Linked DNA regions of Homo sapiens: region 2 is linked to region 1. Evidence: chromatin loops called from intact Hi-C (ENCODE). Cell type or tissue: endothelial cell of umbilical vein. All regions are shown on one strand. Links, peaks and the distances in the headings refer to the core of each region. The heading gives the core; the rest is flanking DNA.

Region 1 (10,408 bases), core at 764-8,763:
AAATGTAGAAATTATTTTTCTACTTGGTACAGTGATTTCAGGACTCACCTTCACTCACTCACTCAGGCAGTAAATATGTATCTACTGTATTGCAGCCACAGGGCTAGGCACTGAAGACCAGCCAATGAGCACAGCAGATTTCATGTCCTCATGCTGGAAACAAAGACACCAGGATCCCAGAGTGTGCCTTTGGTTTAGGTTCTAGTCCTCAATACCAAGTCATACTGTTGCAATGATGTGATATATTCTTTATTCACTAAATCTTGGTAGTTTTGCATCAGTTTCTATTGGGCACAGAGTAACTTTTGTGTAGCATTTACTGATGGCTTATTTTGCTTACTGTTTTTAGATTCTAAATAGAAGTGTTCACTCAAGACAGAGAAATGTCAAGAGCTCTTCAAGAACTCTTAAGCAGGGATTCATATACAATTTTGGAGGAACGGAGAAGTCATATTAACATACTGAGAGTTTGTATTTAAACTTTGAATAATACAAGTAGTACGTTACAGGTACATACATGATTATAGATCTTACACAGGGTACTGTACACTATACAACAAGCCTGGTCTTCTTTTCTGGATTAAAAATTGGGATTCTCTGACAAACTTTGACTTGAAGCCTCATTTTTGTTTGAAACTTATTTCTATATTAAACCATACTGAATTTATTAACTAAAATACAAAAAGGTAAATAAGAATAGAATTTTATGAAATTCAGGGCCTCCTGGAAAATCTGGTGATGAGAACTGAGTCACCGTATGTCCTCATTTGATGAACACATGGCCTCAATAATGCCCAAATCTTCCAGGAAGTTTCCCATTATCCCAGTGTTGTCTTCAACAATACGCTTGGTTTGGGTACAAGGAGGAAAACTTTCAAAAGATGTTTCTTGACTCTGAATCTTATTTTCAGTGTCATAGCTAGAAGATCTCAGCTGACAGTTGCAAGCAATAGTCACAGCTTGCCTTGTCAAATATCAACACACTAATTATCCTCAGGACAAAAGAAGGGGAAAAAAAAAAAAAAAGAAAACCCAGAAGCTTGTACTGACCTAAATACCTGAGACCACCTTTACTGTGTGATTAATTAAGACTGTTTTCTGTAGCATAACTGTCTAGTAAAAACAAAAATGAATTTCCTTAAATTGATTACTATAAAACACTAATTTCTCAGGAAGAGTTTTTACCAAAAGAATAAGTAGGTTAGAAAATATGATCCCCAAATTGTAAAGCTGAGCATTGGCTGGGATTAAGTTAAAATCACGATGAGGTTATGTTTAAAAAAATTGGATATAAAAATAATGGCATTCCGTTGATGCTTTACTTAGATTATCTTCTTGTGTTCTCTGTGGCCTTGAGATGAGCACTGTTTATGATCTCCATTTTACATAGGAGGGGTCTGAGGCTCAGAGGAACAAGCAATCCAGAACTAGGCTGCCTGATGGTTGAATCTTTATTTCTGTCTCCATGCTATAATAGGAAGACAATACTGCAGTTGGACTCACCTGACCTGGGTTCTGATTCAGCTCTGTCACTTACTTGAATGTGACCTTGCCCAGTGTCTTGATAATGAACTCGTTGTAGCCTTTGTAAAATTGGGAGAGGCCGGGTATGGTTGCTCATGCCTGTCATCCCAGCACTTTGGGAGGCCGAGACGGGTGGATCATCAGAGGTCAGAAGTTTAAGACCAGCCTGGTCAACATGGTGAAACCCCATCTCTACTAAATATACATAAAATTAGCCAGGCGTGGTGGCGGGCGCCTGTAATCCCAGCTACTCGGGAGGCTGAGGCAGGAGAATCACTTGAACCCGTGAGGCAGAGGTTGCAGTGAGCTGAGATTGCACCATTGCGCTCCAGCCTGCACAACAAGAGCGAAACTTTGTGTCAAAAAAAAAAAAAAAAAAAAATTGGGAGAATAATTTTTACCTGGTGCACTGTTGATATCACCAATGTACAAAATACCCGTTTCTCATCTGGGAATATAATGTATAAATGTATTTTTAAATTACAGAGTTCTATGCAAATGATAAGGCTTAGTACATGCTTTCTTTGCAGAATTGCTAGGAACATTGCCCCAAAATTATAATGAAGTTTATGCAGGTCCTAGAAGGGCAATTTGTGTACTTTTCACAGCAATGTCCAATGTATTAGGTTTATTTTTAAACCATTCTAGTCCTGTGAGTAAATAAAATAAGTGCCTGTGGTGTCTGATAATTCCATTTATTTCACTAGAAATGTAGTTTATGGTCAGGAAAGAAAATTACTGAGCTCAAAATAGTTGCGCAATGAAGCACTTGCTAAGGAAATATACTTTTTATTTTAAAATAGTATGTTTTTCTCTTATAAAGTTACAGATTTTAAAGAATAATAGTATATGGCATTGTCCCTATTAACTTTTTAAAGTTATATCTACTTATCTACATAAGTAGTTCTCAAAACAAGGTATCCTGAAGAGTCAATGTTTACAGTGAGGTAGTGTTAAGAATACTGGTTTATGAAATGAATTATTAATACACCATTGCTACTTAAGAAAGGTAAGATATTCCAACTCATTCTTGATGTCTTGTCAAAATCAACACTCAATTTGACATTAACTTTATTGAGCTTCTTACTTTATCTTTGCTTTTCTCTGAGCTTTTTTGTCTTACAAAAATTTCATTCCTCAAAGTGCATTCTATGGAACACGCGTAACCCAGATTCAAGGAAGTGAAGAAAAATATAGAAAAGAGAGCCTCATAGATATTATGTTGAGAAACACTGAATAAGTGATATTAAACAGTACTCTTTCCTGTTGCCACCCCATATTTAATTTCTTTATATTTTAAGTGATAAGAAATACTGTAGCTTATTAACTATATACCATGTGTTCTCCTCAGCTCTTTTTGAAGAATGTGTGTATAGATGTGTATGTGAATAAGAACATACATGAAGTGATTTAAACATCCAAAAAGGATAAAAACAAAATATAACAAAATATTATATAAGCCCTGAATATAACACTTTGACATACTGACATCTTGATTCAGGTGCCCCTCCATCCACTCATAGGAAATAAGATGCAATCAAAGCCCTTTACACTCCATGTTCTTCCCCATCCCCCCATAGTATCTACTATCCTGAACTTGGGATGTGTGCTCTTGCTACTACAGTGTTGTCCATAAACTATAGCTATATGGATTTCTGTGTTTTAAGTTGTGCAAATTATTCCTTGCATATCCACTTGAAATCTGGTTTCATATAACATTGTGTTTTTAAGATTTACTTACATTGATTTAATAATCATAGTAACTATATAGCTTTCTATATATTAATGTTAGCATAACAGATTTTCTGTAACTCTTTTCCTATTGATAGACTCTGCTTTCTAATGTTTTTGAAATAAGCAATGCTGCAGTAGATGATACCTACAAAACAATATTTTTAACAAAGTTGAATGACAATGCTATAGGGCAGGATAAAACATTTGTCATGTATTTAACTGACAAAAGATTGATATCTAAATTTTTTTAACTTATGCAAAGGAATAAATAAGAAACAATCTAATTTTTAAAAACATAGATTCAAGATGAATAGACAATTTGTAGATGAAGAAATCAAATAAATGAAAATTGTTCAACCTCATCAACTAGAGAAGTGGAAATTAAAACATTAATAAGATAGCATTTAATGCCTGTACCATTACAAAAGAAAAAATGAACTAATACCAAGCATTGGTGGGTGTGAAAAAGTGAGAACTCTCAGACAACACTAAGGTATAAATATAAGTTGGTAAATTTATATGGGAGAGCCATTTGGAAATATCTAGAAAACCTAAAGCTATGCATACCACTGAATCAGCAATTTCACTTCTAGATCTAGACCTGAGATACTTTCATATGTACACATAGACATGCTTAGGATTTCAAAAGCCTTTAATATAATAATTTTCTGTGTGATTCTCCAAGAAAAAATTCTCTTACAGAGGCTAGGCACATAAAGGTGCAAAGTGAGCCAGGTGTAAGATATTAAGGAAGGATACAGACCATAGTGAACTAGAAATCACCTGCCCCATCTAAAAGGCATAATTATGTGGGATGTTACCACAATAGGACTTTATAGTACATTTTTTGAGGAGGAGCTTGACTGTATAATTTTATGTAAAAGTTCATTTTTTCACTCAGCCATCTAACAAATATTTATTGAGCATGTATTATGTGTTGGGCTATATTCTGAGCATTAGAAATACCTCAGTTTTCAATAAAAGTTTTAAGAGCATATTAAAACCATTTAGCAAATCAAAAAAGAAATAGAGACCAGAGGCTAGATAGCATCTCTAGGCTGCTTGTTTTCAACTCTGTAATCCTGTCTGCACCCTCTCCTGCTCCCCTTTTTAGTGGATCATTTTGCATTATGTAAGAACATACTTTTGGAAGTACATGGGGATATTTCTTAAACCTTAACCCTGCCTATCACTTTAGTCATTTGTAAATCTCACCAAACTTCTGCATGTTGGATTATTGCCTGATACAACTTTGTCCAAACTAACTTTTGTATGAAACCATTCAAAGCACTGTCTGTGCCTCTTCCCCCACCAACTCTGCCAACTAATGCTTCCCTATTAAACATGATTCACAGTTGTTGTTTACTTATAACTATTTCAACTGGGAGGGATTCTTTATATTATGGTTTGCAGTTACTAAAATAAAAAGAAGTACTTTTTTTTGTAATTACTTCTGTAGTCAATGGCCTGTTTCCTGCCTGTTCATTTCATTAGTAAATTGCCCTTAGCCCATCACTAAATAGCAAAAGAGTAGATGTTCTCTTCAACATCTCAATTCTCATTTGAGACTTCAAGAAAGCTACTAAACTTCCTGTATCTTACAAAGAAGAAGCAATTCATTTTATAATGATCTCTCTTAAATCCTTTTTTAAATTTACTACTCAGTTTAGCACATTCCTCAACTTGAGAAGATACAAAGCTAAAGAATGAAGAACATGACTACCAAAAAAATGGAGACATTCCCAATTATACCAGTTCAATTCTGAACTATAAAACAATGGAGACTTTCTCCATCTCCCAGGAGAATGTGAGGCTATTGCTCATATGTTTGGTACCTGGATTTGTTGACACAAGAAACTTGGCAGGGGTAAAAACATGATCAGTCAGAAAAATAACTCAGTATTTCAAATCACCATAATTTCCAATCCAGTGGCAAAAACTCCCAAATCTGGATTTCTGTTGACTACTCAGCCATTCATCTAACAAAATATTACTTAACACATATTAAACACCAGGAACTTTACTACATGCTAACATTGAAAGCAGACATGGGAATCTGTAAGCTGTTCACTTTAACATTTACTCACTTCTCATTCATTGTATATTCACATTTTTTAACAAATATATTAAAGCTGCCATGTGTCATCAGCAAGGGATTGGCATATCCTTTTTTTCTACTCAGTGAGATGAAGATAAAGCATGAATTTATAAACTAAACTCACATTGAGAGGAAACCCCCCCCCCGCCCCTGCCAAAGCAAATTGGCACCCCTTCCTAATGGTGAATAAGGGAGGTAGGTCAGTGGATGGTGAGGCAGCAAACCTGTTACCATATTTGGAGAAAATAGTGATCCACTTCAAGAGAATGGAGAAGCATCAGCCTAGATAACCTTAGAGAAAATGTGTGAAGTGTTTGCCCCATTTGTGCCAGGAACAGGGAAATGAGTCAGATACAATCTTTATTGTTATAGAACTTATAATGCAAAAAAACTATTACATATCTGTGATGAGTGCTTAAAGATATTTTACAAAGACTAATTTTGTCTTGGAAGAGGATGTACTGTGCTAAGCCTGGGAAGGCTTTTCAGTGGAAGGGGCATTGATTTGGACCATGCAGTGTGAGACAATTTAAGAAGAGGGCAGGGCAATATAAAGGTATACTTTGTTTCCAAAGGTGCGTGGAGAGGAGGGTCAGACAGTGCTGGAAGTCAAGGCTGGAAAGGTAGGCAGGGCCACATAAATTACTTCAATAAATAAAACTTCAATAAACCTGCAGATTGTCATAACAAATTCAGGGTAGTGTCAGAGGCATTTGAACCAGGGCAACTCCATCTTGAATAGGGACTGGGTAAAATAAGGCTGAGACCTTCTGAGCTGCATTCCCAGGAGGTTAAGGTACTCTAATGATAGAGGCAGGAGGCAGAGAAATGGCTAGGCAGATAGGGAAGGGTCCCCGGAAAATCTGACCCACCCCACAAGTGTTTACAACAGATGTTTTGTGCAGACAAGGGGGCAGTGGACTGGAGGCCCACATGCACTGGGGGAATGGGGTGGAGCCACCAGAAACAAACATCTTATTCAGGGGAAGAGCCTGGCATCTTTGGCTCCTGTGTGGTGACCCTGGTATTCAGTTTGTGAGGTGGAAACCTGCTTGCAGGATCCCTGTCTTTGCTGAGAGCTTTCCTTTCGCTTAATAAATTCTGCCCTCCTCACTCTTCAGTGTGTTCATGTGCCTAATTCTTCCTGGTTGTGAGATAAGAACCTGGATTTAACTGAAATAAGGAGTAAAAATCCTACATCACTACTTAGGATGACTACTCAGCCTAAGTCACAGGATGAGAGAGGAGGTTGGCACAAGATACAGGTCATAAAGACCTTGCTGATAAAATAGCATGCAGTAAGGCCAAATCCCACCAAAACAAAGACAGTGATGAAAGTGACCTCTGGTCATCCTCGCTGCTACCCTCCCACCAGTTTACAAATGCCATAGCCACATCAGGAGGTTACTCTATATGGTCTAAAAAGGGGAGGAATGAATAATCCACTCCTTGTTTAGCAGATAGTTAAGAAATAACCATAAAAATGGGCAACCAGCGGCCCTTGGGGTGCTCTGCCTATGGAATAGCCATTCTTTATTTTACTTTCTTAATAAACTTGCTTTCGCTTTGCACTGTGGACTAACCCTGAATTCTTTCTTCTGCAAGAGCCAAGAACCCTTTCTTGGGGTCTGGATCAGAGAGTACCAGTACCAGTGTGGTTCAGTAACAGTACCAGAAACAGAAGAATGAACAAGTCAGAATGTCTATGATTATTTAGCTTTCTAATGAACGTTCTCATAAAAAGCCTTTAATGCTAAAGCAGTCGTACTTGAGAAGCCACAGGGAAATATTCACAGTTTTGAAGAGGATCCTCACACTAGTTTTTCCCTCTCGGTAATGTCCTTCTTTGCCTTTTTTCCTTAACTGGTTTCCTGTTCTTTGCTCTGGTTGGTTTTAGTTTCTAGTCACTTGCTCCAAGTGGCCTTCCTATCCCTCCAGACAAGTGAGATGTTCCTGCTGCACCCTCTCATGACCTCTCTACTATTCCCTCCTCATACACAACCAGGGTGAAGCACTAATTTCTCATGTGTGTTTCTGACATTAGAACTTTAAGTATCAGGATGGCAGAGACAGTTTTTTTCTAGTGCTTGGGAAGTGTGCAATGTATAGTTGGCACTCAATATTTTTGGGATGTGTTACCATAGAGAAGCCTTTTGTAATTGCCCTTCCTGCCCACTGCATAAAGAAAGACCACAGCATTGTCATAGAGAAAGAGCTTAATACGGGAGGCTGAGGCAGGAGAATGGCGTGAACCTGGGAGGCGGAGCTTGCAGTGAGCCAAGATCACGCCACTGCACTCCAGCCTGGGCGACAAAGCGAGACTCTGTCTCAAACAAAAAAAAGCTTAATAGACACGAGGCCGGCCATACCACGTGGAAGATGGAGTTTGCACTCATATTATCTCGTTCAAAGCTCACAAGTTAGGGGTTTTTCAAAGACAGTTTAAGGGAAGGGGTGGGAGTGGCCAGGTAACAGATGCTTGCTGCTGATTGGTTGGGACAGAGATGAAATAGTGGGCCAAAGCTGTCTTCCTGAGGACTAAATTGCTTCTGGGTGGGGCCACAAGAGTGGGGGCGCTGGCGATCCACGGGGAGCCATGAGTGTCAGACATGCAAAACAAACAGAAAAGCTATCTCAAAAGGCCAGTCTACAATTGTGGTGTTATTTGCAGGTGTAATTGGGGAAATTGCATGTCTTAGAATCTCTGGAATAATGGCTGACAATCATGCATGTCTGAGCCTTAGCAGGACTCAGCCTCCTCTCCCTCTCCTCCTCCTAGCCTGGTGGCCTCCCTTTAGCTTTACAAAAGTGGTTGAGTTTTGGGCAAGGCCTATTATCATTTAAATTGTAGCCTAAATGTCTTCCAAAGTTAGCTTGGCCCAATAGCCCAGCAATAATTAAGGGAAAGACAAGATGGGGGTTGAGTTAGCTCGCTTACTGTTAGAATTTTCTCACTGATATAACTTTTGCAAATGCAGTTTCACTTTGCTCTCTGAAGTCATTGTCAGCTCTAGGAGGGTCTTAGAGATGAATAGAACAAAAGAAAAATATGTGGGAACTTCATGAGCTTTGCCATCCTTTTTTTCCATCCCTTTTTTCAGTATTCTCCTATGGGTTACTGTATTTAAAGCTAACCCTTATTATAACTCATCAGATTTCCTTTGTAACTTTTCAGCCACAGCATTCTTTTTTTCCCCCTCTTTTTGCATCTAAACATGGCCAAAACAGCCTGGCTAAATTGAGAAATCAATTTTCAGTTCTGTCATGAAAAGAGTACATGAACGTTCTAGTGTCTCTTAAAAAAAAAAACAAAAGAAAAAACTAATTTGTACTTTAAGATGTAAAGCATCAAACAGAGGTTTACGTCGTTCTTAAATGGCATATTTGAAACAAACAGACAAAGTCTCTGTCTTAAAACATCTTTAAGCTTGGCTAAGTTAAAATCTAGGTACTTTGATGGTGTATATGTTTTACTTTGGAAAAAAATAGATATGCATTAAATTACCACATCAGATTTCTACTTTTTCTTATGCACTTTGGGCACTGAAAAGCTTTTGTGCATTTTATAATTTCAATATATTATAGATGCAAGCAATCTGGAGCATATTATGAATGCAGTGCAATCATACATCAAAGATCGAAGCTGTGAACCAAAGTCTGTCTTAAGGCTAATGTTACAAACAAGGCAATAGTGACAAAATAGCAGCAGAGTAGTACTTAGTGTTCCTGGATGAAAAGCTCCTGCTGAAATCCAGGTCTTGCTATTTTTGGATAAGACATTCATAGTCTCTTCATTCATTCCTTTATACATTTATTGAACTTTTACTAAGAACTCACAGTGTACTAGTATAGCCTGGCTATAAACCAGTGGCACAGAAGCAAGGAAAAATAGTCCATATCCTCGAACAGTTTCTGGTTCAGTACAATTCAACATGTATCTGTTGAGCACCTACTATTTGTCAGATACTGTTTTAGGCAATAGGGATGTAGCCATGTTACTGTGCAGGTTCAGTCCCTGCTTTCACAGAGCTTAAATTCTACTTGGAAAGACAGATCTTAAAACAAACAAACAAACAAACAAAAAAACAGGCCAGGTGCAGTGGCTCACGCTTGTAATCCCAGCACTTTGGGAGGCCAAGGTGGGCGGATCACAAGGTCAAGAGATTGAGACCATCCTGGCCAACATGGTGAAACCCTGTATCTACTAAAAATACAAAAATTAGCCAGGTGTGGTGGTGGGCGCCTGTAATCCCAGCACTTTGGGAGGCCAAGGTGGGCAGATCATAAGGTCAACAGATCGAAACCAGCCTGTCCAACATGGTGAAACCCTGTCTCTACTAAAAATACAAAAATTAGCCAGGTGTGATGGTGGGCGCCTGCAATCCCAGCTACTTGGGAGACTGAGGCAGGAGAATTGCTTGAACCCAGGAGGTGGAGGTTTCAGTGAGCTGAGATCGTGCCACTGTACTCCAGCCTGGGCGACAGAGCAAGACTTCATCTCAAAAAAAAAAAAAAAAAAAAAAAGCCGGAGGTGGTGGCATGCACCTGTAATCCCAGCTACTCAGGAGGCTGACGCAGGAGAATCCCTTGAACCCAGGAGGCGGAGGTTGCAGTGAGCCGAGATTGCGCCATTGCACTCCAGCCTGGCAACAGAGTGAGACTCCGTCTCAAAAACAAAAAACAAAAGTAGATGCAGCCAATTCTCTTTATTCACGGCACTTATATTCTATAAAATCACCACAAACACTGAATTACTGAATACTGAACCACTGCTTCTAGAGCAAAATACAGCGTTAGTTACCTATACCCCTCCAGTCACAACATAACCTTATTTTGTGTATATGTTTGGTTAAAAACACTTTATTATTACATATTGTTGACTCAGTAATATTGAAATCAGAGCTGACAAATGCCTGTAAAAAGCGTCTCTAACACATGTACTTTCTCCTGAAGGCTGACACATCATAGCCTTCTTGCACTTAGGAATATGACACAGCACTTTAGTAATATGTATAGGAGTTATTTTAAACTGCAAAACCACCAACCAAAAGT
Region 2 (10,408 bases), core at 1,073-9,072, 52 kb after region 1:
ACCGAGTTACTGGCATCCATCTAAAGTCAACAGAAAATGTCATTACTCTTTGGAAGTACTCTTATGCTGTTTTACCATACTAAATGGATAAAAGAGAGAGAGAGAAAGATTTTATTTATATTCGGAATACTATTACACAAACAAGGATGGGAAGAACCAGAACAGTGATCTGATAAAAGTCCCATGTTATCAGTGTAGGAAAGAGAAAGGCCAGTCTACATCATTAAGCAATATTTTTCCCCTCCTGCGGTATGACCTCACTGCTTACTCTCTTGGAATCTCTCTAGAGACAGGTCTCTCTATTATATGAGTACAATAGGAGGTTCAGAGAAAATCAAAAGAGAACATTTTACTCAAAGCCACCACATGACTTTAATAACTTATTCCATGTTCTCTACTGCATATTTTTCCATAGTTTGGAATGCCCTGTTCCACGTGGATGAGGATGCTTGCCATAGCAAGTGTTGTTTTCCACTGTCGTGTAATATTGCTTAGGCTGAAACAGCGTGATGATAATATCCTTTCAGAGTATATTTTCTTTAGTGAGAGCCTAAAGCAATATAAAAGCATCTGTGGTGAATCCATTATTATTCTTATGCCAGCCCACTCATGTGGCCAGTTCACACATCACACAATACATCATTTTCTCTAATCTATTTATTTGAACACCTTTGGCATTTATTGGTATTTCTTGGGTATAACCAATGTTCAAACTAATCTTTAGACCCTTGTGGTCTTTCATTGACCCTTTTTCTGCTTTTGTGTGATGACTTGATGACTAAAGTTGGTTCAGTGTTTCTCAAAGGCAGAACTATGAGCCACAAATCATCATCAACATATTATCAATCCCGGCCAGTAAACCGATTTATTTTCTGCAGAGAAGGAACCAAGACAACTTTGAATTACAGATGGAAAGGCCATTTGTTGCTATTTCAATGGATACTTTTTTAGGAATGTGTACACTTCTTTGAATGTATTTACTAAAAATAAATTAGAACAAACAATTTACTAGGTCTGCATTTACTAAGCATCCCCCTTCTCTCCTTGTAGGTTTTCCACACTGCCTTCTAAGCCCACAGTAGGAAAACATACATTGAGAAATACTGAGAAATAGTTTTTCACCACTGGTAGTTTTAAAGTAGAGCATGTGTCGGAATGACCAGCAACAGTTCTCTGCAATTACTGGCTAGCTGTTCAGGAAGACAAATGTGTATATACTCATAAACGTGTTCCTTAGAAAATTAAGCAGGCATATGACCAATGGCAGCTGCTGGCACTAAGCTTATCAAATCGATCATCTTTGAAAATTCATTTCTTCCTATAGATATATTTTCAGGTAATCATGCACAGTTTCCATGGAAACATTTCTAATTCTCATTGGAGACAAGAACACATAAATAAATAAGAATTAGATTGTTTTCTTACCTTTGGGAAAGCAGTCAAAAGCTATACTGTTGGTGGGATAGTGTACCAAGTAACAGACTTTTGTACACTCTTTCTTACTGGTGGTATACAGTCTACAGGAAAAGTAAATATATAGGTATGTATAAAATAAATGTGCACACAATATTACTTTTTATTATTATTATTTTCCTTTTGGGAAAAGGCTGCGATAGAGACCATACACATCATGCCCACTCTTTTGGTGGGTTCAATATCCTTTGGTAGACCAGGTCACCTCAATTCAGGTACCTCTGAACATGGGAGTACTGGTGCCTCTTGAGTTAAGGGAGTTGGGTTTTACTTGCTTGAGTTAGAACAGCTGAGGGAACCAGCCCAAACATAATTTATCTATCTGCTCAGAGCATTATTTTCTTCTTCTTGCCAGCCCTTTTTTCTCACCCTAGTCCAGTCATGCTGTCCAGCCTGTGTGGTTAGTCCAAGAGGATGAAACAAGTAACATAATGTTGAGAATGTTAGGGATCCAAACAAATGGAGAAGCAAAACAAAACAAGAACCATAACAAATTAACACAGCACAGAAGTGTGTTCTAGAATTTTCTAGGCACCATTATTTGTGTAGAGTTTTGGTGCCCACATCCATTTTCCAGCAGTCTGAATTCTTTTTCTTTCTTTTTTTTTTTTTAAATAACATACCTCCTTATATTGACAGTCCTAGTTTATGTAACAAATTTATTTTGTTGAGAACAGCACAAGTTGTTATTTATGTATTTTCCTTATTGTAGATGCAAATATGGTAGCACAAGAAAAACACCATCAGAATACAATTCCATATCTTATTTTGTATTTCAGGTACAAATTGTTATTCTTCTAACATGTGGTTCATCATACAATGTGTTAATTGGCTTAAACCAGTCTTTTAGGTAGTCTATGTCCAGTCTCTATCCCAGAGTGAGTTCATCAGTCATACATCTCCACATCCAAAAAAAAGGGTGTGTCCCTCGCTGTCCACCCGCCTGCCATCTCTAGTTGCTGCTGACCTGCCAGAGTAAACTCTCTATATCTAGCTAAGGTCCTTGAAGTATTTCTCTGCACGGCTTGCGGGCATTAGCTTAGAAAATGGATGGTAGCTTAAGAGAAAGGTAGCTTAGGGCCAGGCCTCTCTTCACTGTGATCTTTTACTAAAGAAAGCATGAGAGCCAAAGACAATTTACAGAACATCTTCTGGTTGATACCAGTCCAGGTGAAGAAGGCTGCAGTTCTTATCCGCCCATCCCAATAAAGCCATGCTGCCTCTTAGTTAATATTATCCATCCAACTTGAAAAGGATCGTCATGGCCATCAATAAGCCATAGCCCAAGCACAACCATGGCATCTTGTTTATCTGGCATCTACAAGTTTGCCATGAACATACATCTGCCAAGTGAACTGTAGAAAGTACAGGGAAACATGCCAAATTCAGGATGCAGGTGGGAGAAACAGTTTGAGGTGCCCTTCTTCTTAGACAGGAATGTGAGAAGGCATCATCATGGCCAGATATAAAGCTATTCAAACGAGGCCAGGTTCTTTTACACTTTTAGCAATGGAAGTCTTATTTGCATAAATAAAATTTAGTAAGTAGCTGAGCTACAGCCCTATGCCCTCTGAGCTTGCTATTTTTCAATCTAAGTGCAGAGACTAGCAAGCATTGGCCCAACTCTGAATATCTAATATGCCAGCAGTGCGCAGATAAATTGAAATTTTGAGATTTACTTTTTGTTTATTCCACACATAATGGAGTTTTTCTTTCATACAATGGACTGTTAGCTAAGGAAGCAAACTAAGAGGATAATTATATTTCTTGAGGAAAAAATATGGTAGTATAAATGTCTTCCCATATTAAGTCAGCAAGCAAATTCATTTTTATGTAGACATGTAGCTGCAGTGTGGAGTTGGATGAGTAGAAGCATGCATGCACCAGATGGCAAACTGCAGTGATGGAGCAGAGCTGTTAAAAGTGAAAACACTGAAGATTGAAATACATTGAGACTAAGTGTTTAGAGCAACAATGAATAAGAGGACATTTCTGTTCCACTATTTACTTTGTAGCTCATAGTGTAAACTCTACTTCCTCTCAGACACCCTCCCTCAGAAAATATTGTACAGAATTTGCCCACTGGAGAGACAAATTCCTTTTTCAAGTGCATGAGCTACGTTTTTGTTTGTTTTTAACCAGTCAGCTTAAATTCAGAAAATAATGTCATTTATCTCTGTTACAAAAGTTAAGATATTAGAGATAATTTTAGCTATATTTGGCATTAAACAGAATATTATAATGTTACCTAGTATAGCATAGTCATATCTGTTTTTATTAATTGAATTTTTCACTATCGTTCTTTTCCTATATACATGCATTTTTGCATTGCTGCGGACTGGTTTTTCAAATGTCATTGCTGTCTATGATGTTACTTTTTCCCTATTAGTGGCTCGTTTTGAGATCATTTTAAATGACTATTTGTATGTTTGTCTCATCTCAAATGTTTTATTTCTTTGAGTTTTGACTTTGTCCTAGATCAGTATCAATGCTAAAACTTTGGGAGCTATATCCAATGTGGACTCAAATTGAGTTTCCTAGAATAAAATCCTTGTCAATTTCTAGAGCTACACTGTCCAATACAGTAGCCTCAGTCAAAAGTGTGTGCTTAAATTTAAATACAATGTAAATAAAGTTTACTTAATTAAAAACTAAGTAAAATAACAAATGTATTTCTTCAGTTGAGTAGCTATATTTCAAATGTTCAATAGCCACATGTGCTAGTGCTTACTCTATTAGACAGCACACACATAAAACATGATCGTCACTGCAGAAAGTACTGTTGGACAGCTTTTGTGCAGATAAGCTCTTTGGATTCTTTTTTGGGACTTTTGAGAGTTGGGTCATCAGAAACCCCAATGTTTGGAGGTACATGAATCTCCTCCTATGGTTTAGCCAATATCTAGTTAAGTTTTCATGGTGTTTTAGGGTGTGTCTACACAATAACCAAAGAGCTAAAGCAATTTAAAAAAATCTTTCCAGCTGGTGGTGAGAAAAAGACTCTATTTTATTTTATTTTTCTGAATTGTTTACCTTGGCTCTATGTAGACACTAGAACAACAACAAAGACCCAGTGAAACTTTTGCAAGGAAAGAGATACCAAATGAAATCATTGGAATACAATTTTTAAATTAATCAAATGAGGCCTCTACCTGGGCAGCCTTCTTTGAGCTCAGGTTACTCCTGTCTTTGTAGACAAAACAAGCAATAATACGTTACAGTATGTTTAAAGAATCTCCCACCAAACATCATTATATTCTGCATATACAAATGATATTACCAAATAAGGAAACCAAAAGCATAGTTCCTGCATTGGAATTTCGACATGCCATTCATATTCTAAGAAACAGAGGAGCAAAGAGGAACAAGCGTGGGTTGAAGAGTCAGACCTGGGCTTTAGTCCAACCTCTGCTGTTAACCACATGTGTGGCTTTGATAATGTTACTTAATCTTGGGAAGCCAAGGTTTCCTCAGTAAAATAAGAATAACAATATCTATTCTATAGATCTACTGTGAGGAGTAAGTGGGACATTCCACACAAAGCATTCCGCATAATGCCTATTTCAATGAGTACCTTATGCAAGCATTAGCATTAATGTCAGTGTTAGCATTTTAACAACCAATGTCATACCCAAAAAAGCCTCAACAAGGATTGCACCTCATCATTAAATAGCAACAGTAGTAATGTTTTTTGAAAGTTAACAATTCTTAAGTAGCATAGTATTGAATTGTCTAAACTCAAAACTTCTAATTTCGTCTTTTTCCCCAGTAAATATAGCCCTCCAATTATGTTTTCTGCTTATTGACTTTGAACAGTATCTAGTTAAATGTGTGTGTGTGTGTGTGTGTGTGTGTGTGTGTACAAAAATAAAGCTGTTATTGGAATATTTGCAAGAAAAGGTTTTATGAAATGCAAATTTGACAAGACAACCTATAATAAAAAGCCACTAATTATAAATATACATATATGTTTATCAATACAGGTATAGGTATAATAGATGCACACATATGTTCATATAAATTCTTCTCTTTTTTTTCTTTTTCTTTTTTTTTTTTTTTTTTTTGAGATGGAGTTTTGCTCTTGTTGCCCAGGCTGGAGTGCAATGGCACGATCTCAGCTCACTGCAACCTCTGCCCTCCTGGGTTCAAGCGATTCTCCTGCCTCAGCCTCCCAAGTAGCTGGGATTACAGGCACGCGCAACCATGCCCGGCTAATTTTGTATTTTTAGTAGAGACGGGGTTTCTCCATGTTGGTCAGGCTGGTCACCAACTCCTAACCTCAGGTGATCCGCCCACCTCGTCCTCCCAAAGTGCTGGGATTACAGGCGTGAGCCACCACGCCCAGCCATAAATTCTTCTTTTGAGGATTGAGTTTTATCTACCCTGTGGTGTTTAATCTACACTTAACTGCATCTTTTTAGCTACTATATCTTAATAAATTATGCTGAAACTTATTTCTAAGCAAAGCTTTTTGCCTCTTCAGGAAGGGAAAGACGTTGACATTTAGTTGATATAGTATTTTCTCAATATAGTATTTTGTGATACACTTATGACATAGTTATTATCTCTTTTATACATAATTATGTTGAGTTTTAGAAAAGCTCAGTGATTCTTAATGCCACATGGCTGGTAAATGGAGTGGTTTACATTTGAACCCAGGTATGTCTCAACCCAAAGCCTCTTCCTACATCACACTGAATGCCACAGCAAGTCACCATCCACTTGCCCTCCTCTCAATTGGCCACTTGCTCTGGAGACACAACAGAGCCTATATCATTCATTCTGTTCCTCCCTTCTCAGTATGTTCCTTTAGACTTGTCCTAGGACTTCTGTCACAAAGTCAAACTGGAGCCCACAATGTTGTTAATTAACCTTGTTACTTTGTCTACATATTTTCAAAGTATTTCACGACATTCACTCAACTATTCATAAATAGAGACAGGCCAAAATCACAGTTCTTTGTGTAGTGTTTGTCAGGATCAAACCCAGTTGGCTTCTTGGTTTTTATTAAAGATATCTCTCTTATTTGCAGAGCAAAAAGGATTTCTTCAAGAGTACTTAAAATTGAGACTTCCTTCTATTTGGCATTAAGCATTTGACACCAAGATCAGCTTCTAACTGAAATACAGTATGTCGTGAATGACTTAATGGATAACCTGAAATCCCTTCTGCCTTAAACAACAGGAAGTATCACAAATATTTGAATCTGCCTCATTCTAAATGCAACTAGCCAAAATATTCCTGGAAAACAAATCTTAAAACTAGTATTTTAAATCTGAAATTTACTCTTACCACCATATTGTTAGTAAAGTTAGCAATTGGGAATTCTAAGCATTTAACCTTTGAGCTGGTCTTGTGTTACTTACAAAGTGATAGCTATATGCCCATTTTACCTGGGGACATTTGCATGCATGACTAAAGGCTCCTAGAGTTTTGCAGATATGCCATATAATAGCATCTTAAATCCAATGTTTTTTTTCCTTGATTTCTTCCCTAAGGTTTGTCTTGCATAGAATAAAACTCTTCTCCAGTGGTATGGTAGATATGTTTTTCCCCACAGTATGATGCCGTTATCATGGTAGTGTCTGGCCCTGTGTACCTGGATTTGACAACTTTTTCCAATATTTTATATGTTTCTAGAAGACCTGATTAGTACAAAATAACTTTTTCAACATTCACATGCTAGAGGAAAAAAGTTTCGCTTCCAAAATCCTAATTAATTCCCACCGATACAGTTCATTAAGTATGGAAGTTTCCCTGACAAAAAGTTGTTGCCTTAGCAGGAAGGGTGCAAGAAAAGAACAACCTGATAGGTGCATTTGTCAGTTGGAGGATTCAGTACCAGAGGACAAGAAGCAAGGGAAGGGGGAGGCTTCACACTTCTGAAGCAGAGCCTCCAAAAGCTTCTTTCCAACAAGGAACAAAAAGAAAATGGTGGCAGGAATGAGTCAAACTCAAAAGAGCAGAAGCTGGCATTCACCAAGGCAACCCAGCCCATAAGACAAGAACGATCACAGTATTTCTCCAGAGAGGCAAGCACACCCCACATCTTCTAGAGCTTCCTGATGCAGGGTGGGAAGATGAAAGAAACGGAGAGTTACTTACTGTTTGGGTCTACGTTTTCACAGAGCTCGGTCTTTGCCTCACCGTTGGGTCTGTCACTGGGTTTGTGTGACAGCCTCGATGACATGGTGGCTGCTGTGACTACCGCCTTGAAGCTTCGCTTCCGTTTCTGGACATTGAGTTCAGGGTGGAAAATGATGATGTACACTTTCGGCATGTATAGCATCCCCAGCGCCACTGATGCACTTAGGTTCATGGAGATTGTAAGCGTGGTAGTTTGTATGTAGAGCTAGGAGACACAACACACAAGGCACTATTACAAATAAAATGACTGCAGTAGGGGTCTGAACACTTAAAGCGATGTCAAGAACGACTATGGCTAGGAGATAAAGCAATCTTCAGGGCATTTTGATAAATAAAGGAAAGCACAATAACTCTGCACAGTTATTGGAGAGCATATGCATGTATTAATTGATTGAATGCTATTGGGTCAATCCATGCACATGCTTGCCCTACAGAAGTCTCTTATATTAAAGTTCAGAGTAAACCTTTAATCATATTTGAAGGACTTCTAATTGAAGTGGCAGCTAAATATAAAGACATGAAGACCATAGAAATCTGTAATCTTGATTAAGGTGTGGTTAGGTTTTATCTTTCATACATGTAAAAGAGGGTTCACACTCCATGATTTCTTCCTACATTGAGATTCTGGGGCCTTTTGAGAAGTCTTTATCTTAATGTATGTCTCTTTTTATATTGTTTTCTAGAAAGGCACGCCTTTTCCCTATCTGCTGAATAGTGAGTTGACTTTCTCTGAAAACTAAGATCTTCTTGCTTAATTCTGTCTTATAAAACACAAGTGACAAGTGAACAAGATCTAGTGATGTTGGCTTGTCTACTCTATATTGTCAAATTACTAATGAGATGCAACGCCTTATTCTGGAGTTGTGTTATTTGCAGTTTGGATGGTTTGTGCTTGCCTACTGTTTTAGACTAATTGTCCACTATTTCCCAACTCCCTGACCCCCTGATCCCCTGTCTTGCCTTCCCAGGGTTCCGTCCATTTGGGCTGTCCTTTAGATCATGAATGAACTGTACTCATTCAATCACAGAACTTTTCTCCATGCCCCTTTTCTTTATTTTTGTTTTCCTACGTATGGAACGTTCCTCCTTTTCTTCTTAGCATGCCCATCCCAGGCTGCCCGCACTCACAGCCTCAAGTCTAGGCCAGCTTCTTTACTGATACACTCTCAAAGGACTTCTTTAGATCATTTGTCTCTGTTGTAATTATGCACTCAGTATCTTGATCATTTTTCTGCCCATTTTCCTGCTAGGCCTTAAGTTCCATGAAGGCAGGATCTGTCTTTCTGGGACATTATTATTGTCTGCAAAGAAGGCACTTGATAAACATACAATGGATAGGCTCATGTGTTTGTCTAATGGACACCTTTTTCCTACCTATAACTCACTGGTTAAACAGCCTATCGCTATACAAAAATTTCCATCAGACATATTGGCTGCCTGGACATTTCTGATCTTAATTCTTCAAACAGAGGCCCTAGTGAAATCAAAGACAACTTTGCCATCTCGTCTGGAAATAATACAGTTTTCTAGCCAACATTAATTTGAATATGTATGTCTCCAAACGGTTAAAAGGAGCTACCAGCTGCTGACTATAATACATAATGAATGTAACATAGAAAGACAAAACAATGTTGAATTAATGACTCTTTAAAGTGTAAATTAGTTCATATTTTTAAAGTTCATATTTCCCTACTAGCATACCTTTAGACTTTTAATGTCATTCCACCTTGCCAGCCTACACTGTTCAAGAAAGGCTTTACATGGTCACAGGGCTTTATAGACATAGACAATTTTTGTCACCACTGTCACCGTACTTATGAGAGATTTGCAAACCATGGCTTAGTTCAAAAAGGAAAAGGATGTCAACAAACCTATGGGATCTTAGGTTTTGTTTCTGTTTCTCTGCTTATGAGTGAATTTTGCAGTTGATGAAATTATTCAGACTTCTTGTTTTATTATTTATAATTATAAATTATACATGCATATATGCTTATGTATATTTGTATGTGTGTACACATATGTTTTCTTTTTTCAACTTTTAGATTCAGGGGTACATGTGCAGGTTTATTACATGGGTATATTGCATGATGCTGAGGTTTGGGGTATGAATAATTCCACACTCAGGTACTGAAGATAGTACCTAATATTTATTTTTTCAACCCTTGCCCACTCTTCTATTAGGCCCCAGTGTCTACTGTCATCTTTATCTCCATGACTACCCAATGTTAAGCTGCACCTTATAAGTAAGAACATGAGGTATTTGATTTTCTGTTTCTGTGTTAATTCACCTAGAAAAATGGCCTACAGTTCAACATGGTTTGTTCTTTTTTATGGATGCATAATATTTCATGGTATATATGTACCACATTTTCTTTATCCAGCCCACTGTCGATGCACCTAGGTTGATTCCATGTCTTTGCTATTGTGAAAAGTGCTGTGAGTACATGCGTCTTTTGGTGGAACAATTTGTTGTCTTTTGACTATGTACCCAGTAACATACATACTTTTTCTTAACAAAGACTACTTAGCAATTTAGGACTCTACAACTATCATGTTTATTTTATGAAGTGTTTAGTTTCATCATTTTTAAACTAGAGACCATCAAGACTTTGATTTTCATTTAAAAAATTTTGCAGTCTCTGGTGACACTTCGAAAGTATGTGAAAACTGAAATAAACTTCACTAATCATATTTTTTCTACAGCCCCTCCATCCCTGAATCCTCTTGACATAGCACAGTGGATAAGAATGCAGATTCTAGAGCTAGTCTATCTGAGTTCAATTCCCAT

The links. Hi-C counts contacts between places; a loop is a spot of excess contacts. Peaks named below come from ENCODE experiments on the same cell type or tissue, not always from the same donor. Only the 100,000 strongest peaks of a DNase experiment are listed, where the experiment ranks them.
Region 2: a loop joins it to region 1, with 6 times the contacts of the local background. A loop is called at or near these places in 3 of 110 quality-filtered maps.

Annotation. Positions count from the first base shown.
Region 1 is chr3:7,729,342-7,739,749 of GRCh38, reverse strand. All of the region lies in intron 9 of GRM7 (glutamate metabotropic receptor 7), which reads right to left. Among named protein-coding and RNA genes, the nearest start is that of GRM7-AS1, 200 kb to the right of the region's middle. In endothelial cell of umbilical vein, for the core only: no CTCF peak of the experiment used is centred there; DNase peaks (open chromatin) are centred at 5,109 and 5,419; H3K27ac peaks cover 3,241 bases.
Region 2 is chr3:7,677,466-7,687,873 of GRCh38, reverse strand. GRM7 (glutamate metabotropic receptor 7) reads right to left here. Exons shown (of 10, transcript NM_000844.4): 9 at 7,579-7,825. Among named protein-coding and RNA genes, the nearest start is that of GRM7-AS1, 150 kb to the right of the region's middle. RefSeq lists an enhancer at 4,678-5,245. In endothelial cell of umbilical vein, for the core only: no CTCF peak of the experiment used is centred there; a DNase peak (open chromatin) is centred at 4,863; H3K27ac peaks cover 1,497 bases.